2 separate regions of the Homo sapiens genome follow, and region 1 is linked to region 2. The links are chromatin loops, found by intact Hi-C in ENCODE. Cell type or tissue: psoas muscle. All regions are shown on one strand. Each heading gives the region's core, and the rest is flanking DNA. Links, peaks and the distances in the headings are about the cores only.

Region 1 (5,382 bases), core at 96-5,095, 65 kb before region 2:
GATGAAAAAAAGGTCAATCCATCAGAAGGCCATAACAATTATAAGCAAAAATGAAGCTAACTGTAAGTTCCCAAAACAAATGAAGCAGAAAATGACAGAACTGAAGGATGAAATAGACAATTTAACAATAACAGAGAATCCAGTGCCCCACTTTCAACAATAAATAGAACTAGCAGAAATTAACAAGGAAATAGAAGACTTGAAAAATATTATAAATGAACTAGACCTGACAGACAACTGTAGAATACTCTGCCCAGCAACAGTAGAATAAACTTTCTTCTTAAGTGCACGTGGCGTGTCCTGTAGTACAGACCATAAGCTAAGCCATAGAACAAAACTCAGTAAGTTTAAAGGATCGATACCATACTAAGTAGGCTCTTGGAATGAACTTAGAAATGAAATCAATAACTGAAGCAAATTTGAGAAAGACATACATACGTGGACATTAAACAATCCACTCTTAAATAACCAATGGATCACAGGGGAAATCACACGGAAATTAGGAAATACTTTGAGATGAACGCAAACAAAAATCCAACACACCAAAACATACGGGATGCAGCTAAAGCAGGGCTTAGAGGGAAATTTAACATCCCGTATTTGTTATCATTTGTATTGCTTTATCCAGTCATAAGCATTTCCATGTAACCAGAAAGTATCTTAAAATATAATTTAATAAATACACAGTATTCCAGTAAGTGAACCATGATATCTAATTATTATATGGATTTGGCAGCACTCATGCTGTGTTTTACATGTGCTGTTGTAAAAACTGACTATCCTCGGGCACTGTGATCTTTGACTGCATCAAAGATTATCTTCCCAGGATAGATTTATAGAAATGGAATTGTTCACTCAAAAAGGTAGGCATTTCTATGGCTGGTGATTCCTGGCAACCTTATTAATAAAGCTTTGCTCCACATCATGCATAACGCTGGAACATGTGCGAGAAAGGAGGGGGTAACAGACACACAACTCCAGTCTGTTTGCAAGAACCAACGTGGAGTAAGGAGGCGGAAAGTCGATGCAAATTTTATTTCCTTCTTTCCCATTTTTCTGGTAATAACACAAGTGTATTAAAATAATGTGGTGAAAAGTGCCTCTTTACAGACAAATTTTCATAAAGCCTGGTCACATCTGTCTGGGAGAAAGGGGGAAGGTTCGTTCAAACCTCTCCATGGCTGGCTGGTGATGTCACCTGTGATGATGTCACCTCACAGCACCCAGATCAGTGACTTTCAGAGCTTTGCATCCATTTCCCCTGAACTTAGGCTAAGGAGGCAAGATCAGTTCCATTTTAAGGATGAATTAAAATGGGATACCCAGGAAAAATGTCTTAAATATGTGAATAAATGAGTATTGAGTGTTGATGTTATTTGTTCTTTCAAAAAAATTTTTTTTTCTTGAGCAGGAACCAAGCATGCCGCCACACAGAAAACAAAGCTCTTGCTCCCAAGAGTTAACATTCTAATGCGGAGGAGGGTGGGTAGAGAAACATCTAAATGCCCAAATCCATACGTGGGTCAGACTGTAGTAAGATAAACAGAGTAGGGACAGAGATGAGGCATTTAGGGAGGATCTCCCTGGGAGTGTGACACTGGGAAAGGTGCCTGAACTAGGCAGGAGCCAGGAGAGAGCTGGGGGAAGGGGCAGCAGCCCAGGGCTCTAAGGCACGGCTCGCTCTGGAGTCCCAAGAGGCCAAGGCGTAGTGGGATGGGAGGCGGAGAGTGAGGGTACGGGGGAGGGACACAGTGGGCCACCAGGTACAGGACCCTGTGGGTCAAGCAAAGACTTTGGATCTCACTCCCAGGGAAGGGAAGACAGTGAGGCTTCCAAGAAGAGGAGGGCCCCAGTCTGCTTTCTATTGTAAGGAATCACTTTGGCCATTGGGTGGAGGATGCTCAGGTGTGTGCTAGGGGCCGGGGTGGAGGCAGGAGGTGGTTAGGGTAAGCTAGGAGGCCTCGGTCACCATCTGGAGGGAGATGGAGGTGGTTCAGGCGGGGAGAAGTGCGGTGGGCAGCCAGGTCCAAGGCCTCAGCCAGCAGGAGCTGTGAATGGAGCCACGGAGAGGAGGAGGCCTGGTGATGTGCCGCTGCCAGCACAGGCACCTGGGGGTAAATGCAGGAGAGGGGGTGCAGCCATGCAGCGCTGGCCTTCCTGGGTCATCCCCACCTTCCCCTCATTCAGAATGGCCTCAGAGGCCAGGCTCCACTCTCCTAAGGGGTGCTCTGCAGAGCCACCTTGGGAAGTCACTGAAAGGGGTGGAAGTGTCCCTCTATTGTGCCCTGAAACTAGCGGCCAGCCTGTCCAAAACCACACAGTTCTGCTAGAGGGAGTGGCAAAGGTTAAAATTCCCACCACACTGCCCCTTTGCAACAGCATTTCTCAAGTGAGAAACTGACTTGGGCTTCTTTACACCTTCCTTCCTTTCCAAAGAAAACCACGCCACAAGTTCAAGAATTTGGAGATTCCTGAACAGGCTCTCAGGAGGAGACCCAGACCCTTTCTCTCCGGGGGGGTCCTGTGTCCCTGCACTGGCCACATGATCTCTTAACAGCCCAGTTCGCCACGGCCCCCTTCCGTCTTCCCTCACTGTGGCTCTGGGATCTTCAGTCCCAAACTCAGAGGTGACAACTTATTTCTGTCCCCCTGCATTGTCCCATGAGGTCATGACATTTTAAGATGGTCTATATTAAACCTGTTTCAAAAGAAACAAGTGGCTTTAGTAAACGTGCCACCTGATGAGGCTTTCAGCACTTACCTGCTCCTGGGAATCACTGTTTCAAACCTAAGGACTTCATTTCCTCAGACTTTGAAAGGAAGCCAGGAAAATGATTCACTGAACTATGTTCTCAGAGTGGGACGGCAATACTTCCCAGGCTTCAGAGCTTTGGCTGTGCCGGGCCTCCCTTCATCTGGCTGCTTCGCTACATGATTCAAAGCCAAAATTATATTTGGGGCAAATGATGAGTCTGCAATGAAATGCAAACAAAAGTCCCAGCCACTCACCCCACCTTCCCCACCATGCCCTGCCCGCTCCTCAGCAGACAGGCTGGACCCCGTGCATACCCAGCACCCTCCACAGTGTCTGGATGTCTAGGACCGCTGCCCATACCCTCTCCCACCTCATTCCAAAGCTGTGTGTGGCTCGGGGGCCTCGGGGGCTCCACCCCGTATGAGATTCTCTCCCCGCTGCAATTACACATTGTTGGGCAAGTCCTGGAACTGTAATGGGCTCTGTGTGTTTGTGCTACCTCAGAAAAATGCTGGACTCACCCATGTGGACAGTTAATCTCCTTGACAACATTTTCCTGGAGAATGCTGCGAGCAGGGAATTCCTAATAGGGGATGGAACTGCATTTAGTCATTCTCTAAAAATACATGTTCAGTGTGTCGAGATGTGAAAATGGCTTTTTGTGGAGTGTAAATGACTGCCACTGACTTAGCAATATCCTCATAATTCTTGGCAATCAATGACAGTCTTCACAGATTCAGCTAAATACCATATGGATCGATATTTTGTGTTTCCTGAGTTTCTATCTGTCCACAAACTCTGAGCTCACACGATGTGCAAAGCATGGTACCAAGGGGAACCTGCACCTATAGAGGCTCCTATGGGCAACACCTCACTGCCTGACCCAGGTGAGGGGATCTAGAAGATAGCATTGTCATATATTTCCAAAGAGCCACACAACCTTCTGAACCTCCTGCTGTTAATAACTCATTATTCATGAGCAAAATGGAATGCTTAAAATAAACAAGCAAACAAAAACCCTCCAGTGCCAGTAGGACAGTGCCAGTACGTGACTTTGGCGATTACACTGTGTTGAATGAATAGTGTCCCCCAAAATTCATGTCCATCTGGAACCTCTGAATGTCACTTTATTTGGAAATACGATCCTTGCAGATATAGTTAGTTAAGATAAGGTTATACTGGAGTATGGCGGGCCCTAACCCAATGACTGGTATCCTTATAAGCAGAGAAAACAGAGACACAGAGACTCATGACAGAGAAGACAGCCATGTGAAGACAGAGACAGAAATCAGATCAACGTGGCTGCAAGACAGGGGACGTAAGGACTGGCGGCCACCACAGACGCAGGAAGAGGCAAAGAAGGATTTTTCTCTAGAGCTTTCCACAGGAGCACGGCCCTGCCCACACGCTGGTCTCAGCCTTGAAGCCTCAGAACTGTAAGAGAATACACTTCTGTTGGTTTAAGCCACCTGGTGTATGGTAATCTGTTATAGAAGCCTCAGGAAACTCATTCAGCAATGGGTGGAAAATCTGAGTGCTACTCTCCTAGCAGACACAAGGCCTCATTTCAGCAAAGGCAGCTGCCTGTGAGTGTGCCGGGCAAGGCAAAGTCATCACAAAGATCTGTCATGTTCTGGACCATTGTCGCAGTCTAAAATTGGCATCTTTATATTTAAGGTTGTCAATGACCAGATTCCATTTTTTGTCTTATGCTTACAGGTCCTATGTAAATTCGTTTCCTTTTTTTTTTTTCAAACACATTTCCTTTTTTGAATACACTCTGCTTTCGTGCGCTATATGTGAAGCAGAAAAATAAAACAAAAACAGGCAACATCTAGCCTTCTGCCCAAAGAAAGGAAATGAAAAGAGTATGTTACTGGATACTAAACTACAGCTGGAGAGGAGGGATAAGTTGTGGCATTCCGCAGCACTGCAGGGGGACTATAGTTAACAGTAATTTAGTGTGTATTTTCCAATAGCTAGAAGAGAGGATTTTGAATGCTCCCAATAAAAAGAAATAAGTATTTGAGGTGATAGACATGCTGATTATCACAATTTGATCATTACAAACCGTATACATAGGCAATATCACTCTGTGCTCCACAAATGTGTATAATTGTTATGTGTCAATTACATTTTTTTAATCTATTTTATTCTTTTTTTTTTTTTTTTTTTGAGACAGAGTCTCACTCTGTTGCCCAGGTTGGAGTGCAGTGGTGTGATCTCGGCTCACTGCAACCTCCGCCTCCTGGCTTCAAGTGATTCTTGTGCCTCAGCCTCCCAAGTAGCTGGGATTAGAGGCGGACATTACCACAAGTGGGTGATTTTTGCATTTTTAGTAAAGACGGGTTTTCACCATGTTGGCTGGGCTGGTTTCGAACTGCTGGCCTCAGGCAATCCACCCACCTTGACCTCCCAAAGTGCTGGGATTACAGGTGTGAGCCACTGCGCCGGGCCCATATTTTTTTATTTTTATCTTTAATTGAAAGAATAAAAAGCATGAATGCCTGCTGGCCATTCTCCCCAAAAGACCTCACTGAAAAGCAACACTGAGGTCTCTAAACAGCCAGAGAAGTCCAGCCCCGCAGAGCCGAAGATGACTGGTCTGAGGCCTGCTCACCATGAAT
Region 2 (5,382 bases), core at 164-5,163:
GTCCTCATGGAGAGGCCCTGCCAGGATTCTGGGATACAGATGGAAGGACAAGGTCTTTTCAGGTCCTCTCTGTGCATATGTGGTTGTTCCTGCAACTCCTGTTATCAGTTCCGGGTCTGTCATCCCCATTGCTTTAAGGGGCTGCTGTCGGCCCCCATGCATGATTTCCGTGGAGCATCCTCAGGTACCCAGATGGGAGTCCTGGAACATGAGCCTGAGGGTCAGCCCCCTGCCTGTTTCCTGCTGTTGTCCCAGCTAGAAACTTGGAGACAATTAGAACCTGGATCTCAATTCTGCCTCAAAGCAAGGCAATAGCACAATCTATACACTGGTGCGTGACTCCTCCTCTCCCAGCCCAGTGTGATGAGGATAAAATGAGAAATAAATGAATGAGCATCACCTAAAAAAAAGAAAGAATTCTATGTTTTAATATCTGGCAGGGCTAGTCCTTTGTTATTTCTTCCAGAGTTTTTCTGGTGATTTTTACTTGTTTATATTTCCATATGAACATTATGATCAACTTGTACATTCAGGTCTTCTATAATTACTGGGTTGCTTTCTGAAGGCAGAGTGTGTGGAATCCCACAGGTGCAGAGAGCAGCCTCCTGGGTGTGAGTTAATTTGCATTTATACCTGACTTCCTTTACCGTTGGTCAATAACCTAGGCATAAAGCTAAGTTGAAAAGTACTGCCCTAGGTAGCCTTAAAATTAATGAAGAATGAACACAAAGTATTACAACACAAGGAAGAAACCCTAAGTTACTAGAGGGCAGGGACTGTTTAATAGTATGTGCCTAAACATATGTGCTGGAGCTAGATACATTGCCAAGGTCCAGTAAAATGCTGAATTATATTAAAAGAATGAATGTGATCAATGCTAGATTGGAATCCTATTTCAAGGGGGAACAGAAGAAGAAGATGTTCACTTGGAATTCAAAGCTTTTGACAAGGAGGTGGCATTTGCGATTGGCGTTGAAGAGTTATCGGATTCTAGTAGCTGTAAGAGGCTGTGTGGAGGAGAAAAAGCCAGACAGGGAATGCCATGTGTGAAGAGCAGAAGGCAAGGAGGCGTGTGATGGGTCTGTGGAACAGTGATGAGTCTTGGTGCTGGAACAAATGATGTTGGGGTAGAAAGGGGGTGCCATAGACACCACAGGAAATGAGACTGAAAACGAGGGCTGGACTCAGAAGATGGGAGAACATAAGACATTTGGGATTTTTACAGCTATGGGAATAATGAGTCTTTGAAATCTTGGGGCAGGAGGGAGATAAACATCGGTAACAGTTAATGTATATAGAAACAGTTAGGATTAGTTTATTTCAGTTGTAATAAGTGATTCTTCATTATTTCAGTTAAAAATATGTTAAAAACATCGCCAACTACTTGGGATCCTTAGAGCCTCATACTCCAAGTTAACCTGGTACATGTTCAAAGTAGAAAACCTCACCCTGGTGTTCTTTAAAATAAAGTTAAATTAGTAAATTTATATCTAGCTTGGATTCTTCATGCAGCACTTCTAGAGAATTGGAGTGTAATACTATTAGAATTTGTGAGCTGATCTAGGTGCAACTAACATAGTTTTGTTACTGTATTAATTCCAAATGCTATGTTTATGTTATCACGTGACAAAAAGTGGCAATCCTTTATAGGAATGTCATCTTTTATGCTTTAAAATTCTCAAAGCCTGCCTTCCCTGCTGCCCTCCCCACCAACCCTCACTACAACAAAGGGAATCAATTTTTTACTGTTGTGTAATTAGAGGAAAAAAAAGTTCTTAATTTCCTTCTCTCCCAAGAGGAAATATGGTGTTCCAAACCACAAGAGTTTATTGCATTTGACCCTCACATTTTCTGTTTATTAATCACAGAAGTATACATTTCACTAAAAACTATAAGCAAATTATTGCTTTACCTGTAATTGTTTCCCAGGGCAGCTGTGACTGGCTAAGCACAGCCTGGAGCTCTTGCAGAGTGATGTGTGCTCTCCATGAGGATGGGACAGGCAAGGAAGAGGGACCTGCTCGCTCACTGTGCTCCCGGGCCTTGGGCTTGGAATGGCAGACAGGGCAGGGTCAGAGAACAGCTGAAGAAAACAGAAAGATGAAACTTTACAACTAGAAAACAAAGAAAAGTTGCATGTTAATTTAAGCACTGGGAATTCAAATTGAAATGATCACAAAGAGTGTTATTATCTCAAATTCCACTTGTACATTTACCTTATATCCTGCAACCTTGCTATAATCACTCACTAGTCTCAGAAGTTTTTTCCTAATGTGTATACCTTTATTTTATTTTTTTGTCTAATTGCATTAGCTAGGACTTCCAGGATGATACGGAAAAGCAGTGGTGAGTGGGGACATCCTTGCCTTTTTCCTGAACTTAGTGGAAAAACTTCTTGTTTCTTGCCATTAACTATGATGTTAGTTGTAGGCTTTTTGTAGATATTATTTACCAAGTTGAGGAAGTTCCTCTCTATTCCTAGTATACTGAGGGTTTTTTTAAAATCATGAATGAGTATTGGATTTTGTCAAATACTTTCTCTGCATCTATAATACAATCATGAGATTTTTCTTCTTAGCCTGTTGATGTGATGGATTATATTAATTGACTTTTAAATGTTGACGTGGCCTTGCATACCTGGGATAAATCCCACTTGGCTGTGGGATATAATTCTTTTTAAACATTGTTGGGGTCAGAGGAATATTATTATTATTATGTTTAATAAGCATCATACCAATAGCTCAAGTGAACTATGTAACAGGTGGGAGTACTATTGAGTCCAACACATGGTAGAGCTGAGAACAAAATAATTGCAAGGAAGCTTGATTCTAAATCAGCATCCAAAAGCACATTTGTAAGAATGATAGAAATATTGAGAAGTCGTTTCTTTTGGAAAAGACTTCTGAAAAACTTTCAGTATCTGAACTAAAGTTACTTCAACTCTCCTAACAGGGCAGCCTCTCCTGGTCTCACTGCCAGGTGGCAACCGCATTCCTGATCTCAATGCTGCTGGGGAGGAGTGTTTGGTAGCCAGGGTGCCCATGGTCTGCAATACTAGAGCCAACCCCAGGTGGCCATCGGGTATAACATAGGCGGCAAGCCATGCCAGCACCACTGGGCTCTGTGGTCCAAGGAGAGTTCCTTCTGTGTTCCTTGTAGACTTGCAATGTGAGGAAGCCCCTGCTGCGTCCAAGTCAGACTCACATGGGACCGGGGAGGGTGCATCATAAAATTTTTAAAAGAGAGATAAACCACTCAATTTTCCCTGCAATGTCATTAAAATATGAACTGAGATAACAGCAAAGATGAATTGGAAACAAATTGTTCCATAGTAATCTAATTTTTAATAATCTCATGTTTTTGCATTTGTGCCAGAAGGAAATAATCTCCTTGATTCTCAGAATCACTGTGCTTAGTGTTTCCTTTTCCTCCCTTCCTCCCTCCCTCCTTCTTTTTCTTTGATAAGATCATGTTTTCCAGAGTAGACATTATTTAAATTGACATCTATTTTGTTACAATGATGTTTTCATCTTTCAGTTCCACAGCAGGATAAAATAATAAAGGGGGTACTTTGAAGCAACCACCTTTCTCCTTTGAAGTGTTATGTACCAACAATTTAAATCAAGGTCATTTTTCCCTTTGATATTTATCAAGATGAACTTTGACCCACCTACATTGATATTCCATATCAGCTTTCTTTTCCAACCATTGACACTCCTGTTAGATTAGAAAGGAAAATTTTCCATTTTATCTCAATCACCTGATTTATCACCAGCTGATATCTTCACATCTTTTCAAAGTGGAGAAAACTCCTGTTGCTCATTTTGGCAGCAGCTAGAGCTCTGGTCTTGATCTCTGTTCTCTCCATGGGCCCAGTTCTGAATCCAGCAATCATGGGCTGTTTGGGAATCTTTGGAATTATTATCCAACTCTTCCTTGTGTTGAAGATGTCCTTACATCTCTAGTTGTATATCAGTGTTCCTAACACCATGACTTTTTATTTCTTTTTTCTCACAGCAAATGAAAGCTCTTGTTACCAAGGACAGATATTTACAAAAAATATTTGGTCATTAAGTCCAGTCTCTCTCCCTCATTGCAAGCCTCCATTGCAGTGGAAAAAAAAAAAAAAGAAAAGAAAAAAAGAAAGAAAACAAAAAGAAACAGAACAATTGTTTATTTGGTTCTGGGTTGATGCAAGGTACTCTCTGGAGCACATCCTCCTGCAAAGTCACCCAGAAAAGAGAGTGCACTCAGGGATAAGAATGAGGGCTGAGTGGCCCCAACCACAACATTCACCTGATCCAATCATACAATACAATAAAGGACTCAGTAGCCACTCTGCCTTTTCTTCTAATTTGGGCAAAATTCTAATATATTTGGCATTTAGTCTTCCCAAGAATAATAGATGAGAAATAGAAAAATTATCCGAGAGAGTTAGAGGGAAGTATTCTGCCTACTGCAGAAATTGACGACTTGGTTGGGTGCAGTGGCTCGCACCTGTCATACCAGCGTTTTGGGAGGCTGAGACAGGAGGGTACCTTGAGGAAAAACATTTGAGACCAGCCTGGGACAACATAGTAAGACCTCGCCTCTACAAAAATATAAAAATAAAAGAGCACTAACTGCAGACAGGCTGCCATCCACGGAGGAGTCTGAAAGACCAGGAAGAGCCATCAGGAAGGGTCCATCGGCATTGAGCCAGAGGCCTTCATGAAGGAAGAGACTGTCCTTCACGCTCCACTGGCTCCTGAGGACACCCTAGAAGTGGCCTCCAACCTCAATACCTGGGGAAACCTGCCAAAACCAGCCCGAAGCATGGGAACCTTGGGGTGCACGCAATTGTGTAGGTGGTAATTTTAATAGCTAGCATCCACTTAGCACATTCCATGTGCTATGTTCTTTCTTGTGCTGCATTTTACCATTTAATCATCCAGTCAAACCCAGAAGGTAGGGACCACCCTACTTTCCTTTCTACAGCTTGGAGATTGAGCTAGATTCCCCCAAGGGCACACAGTAAGTAAGTAATGGAGGTGGATCAGACCTGGGCCTCTTTGCTACTGAACAGCCTTGTGTGACAGTGGTCAGAGTCCTGCCATTGCATCACCATGCACCCTGGCTGAAGTCCCAGGTCCATCTTAACCCTCTTGGATCAGCATCTCTGAAAGTGGGGCCTGGCCTCTGTGTTCACCATAGGTACTCTGAGTACTGAGAACCTCATGCAGGCCATGGTCTCTGCTTCCCCAGGGAAGGCATGGGGTTTCCATCCATTGAATGCAAGAGGGTGTCTAAGCCCTCAGTGAACACACAAGCCCCAGCTCTGAAGAGACAAGGTGGGTAGAGGCAGTGGGTGCAGAGACAATGATGGCCACAGTGGGCAGGACC

What was found. Peaks named below come from ENCODE experiments on the same cell type or tissue, not always from the same donor. Only the 100,000 strongest peaks of a DNase experiment are listed, where the experiment ranks them.
Region 1: a loop joins it to region 2, with 3 times the contacts of the local background. A loop is called at or near these places in 3 of 110 quality-filtered maps.

Annotation. Positions count from the first base shown.
Region 1 is chr15:25,828,071-25,833,452 of GRCh38, forward strand. The region is part of intron 1 of ATP10A (ATPase phospholipid transporting 10A (putative)); the gene reads right to left. It overlaps LOC107984770 (a long non-coding RNA gene), which reads right to left and starts at 4,903. Exons shown (of 2, transcript XR_001751446.1): 1 at 3,277-4,903; 2 at 1,017-2,972. In psoas muscle, for the core only: no CTCF peak of the experiment used is centred there; a DNase peak (open chromatin) is centred at 2,971; H3K27ac peaks cover 867 bases.
Region 2 is chr15:25,892,756-25,898,137 of GRCh38, forward strand. No RefSeq gene overlaps it. Among named protein-coding and RNA genes, the nearest start is that of LINC02346, 6.9 kb to the right of the region's middle. RefSeq lists an enhancer at 5,126-5,382. In psoas muscle, for the core only: no CTCF peak of the experiment used is centred there; no DNase peak of the experiment used is centred there.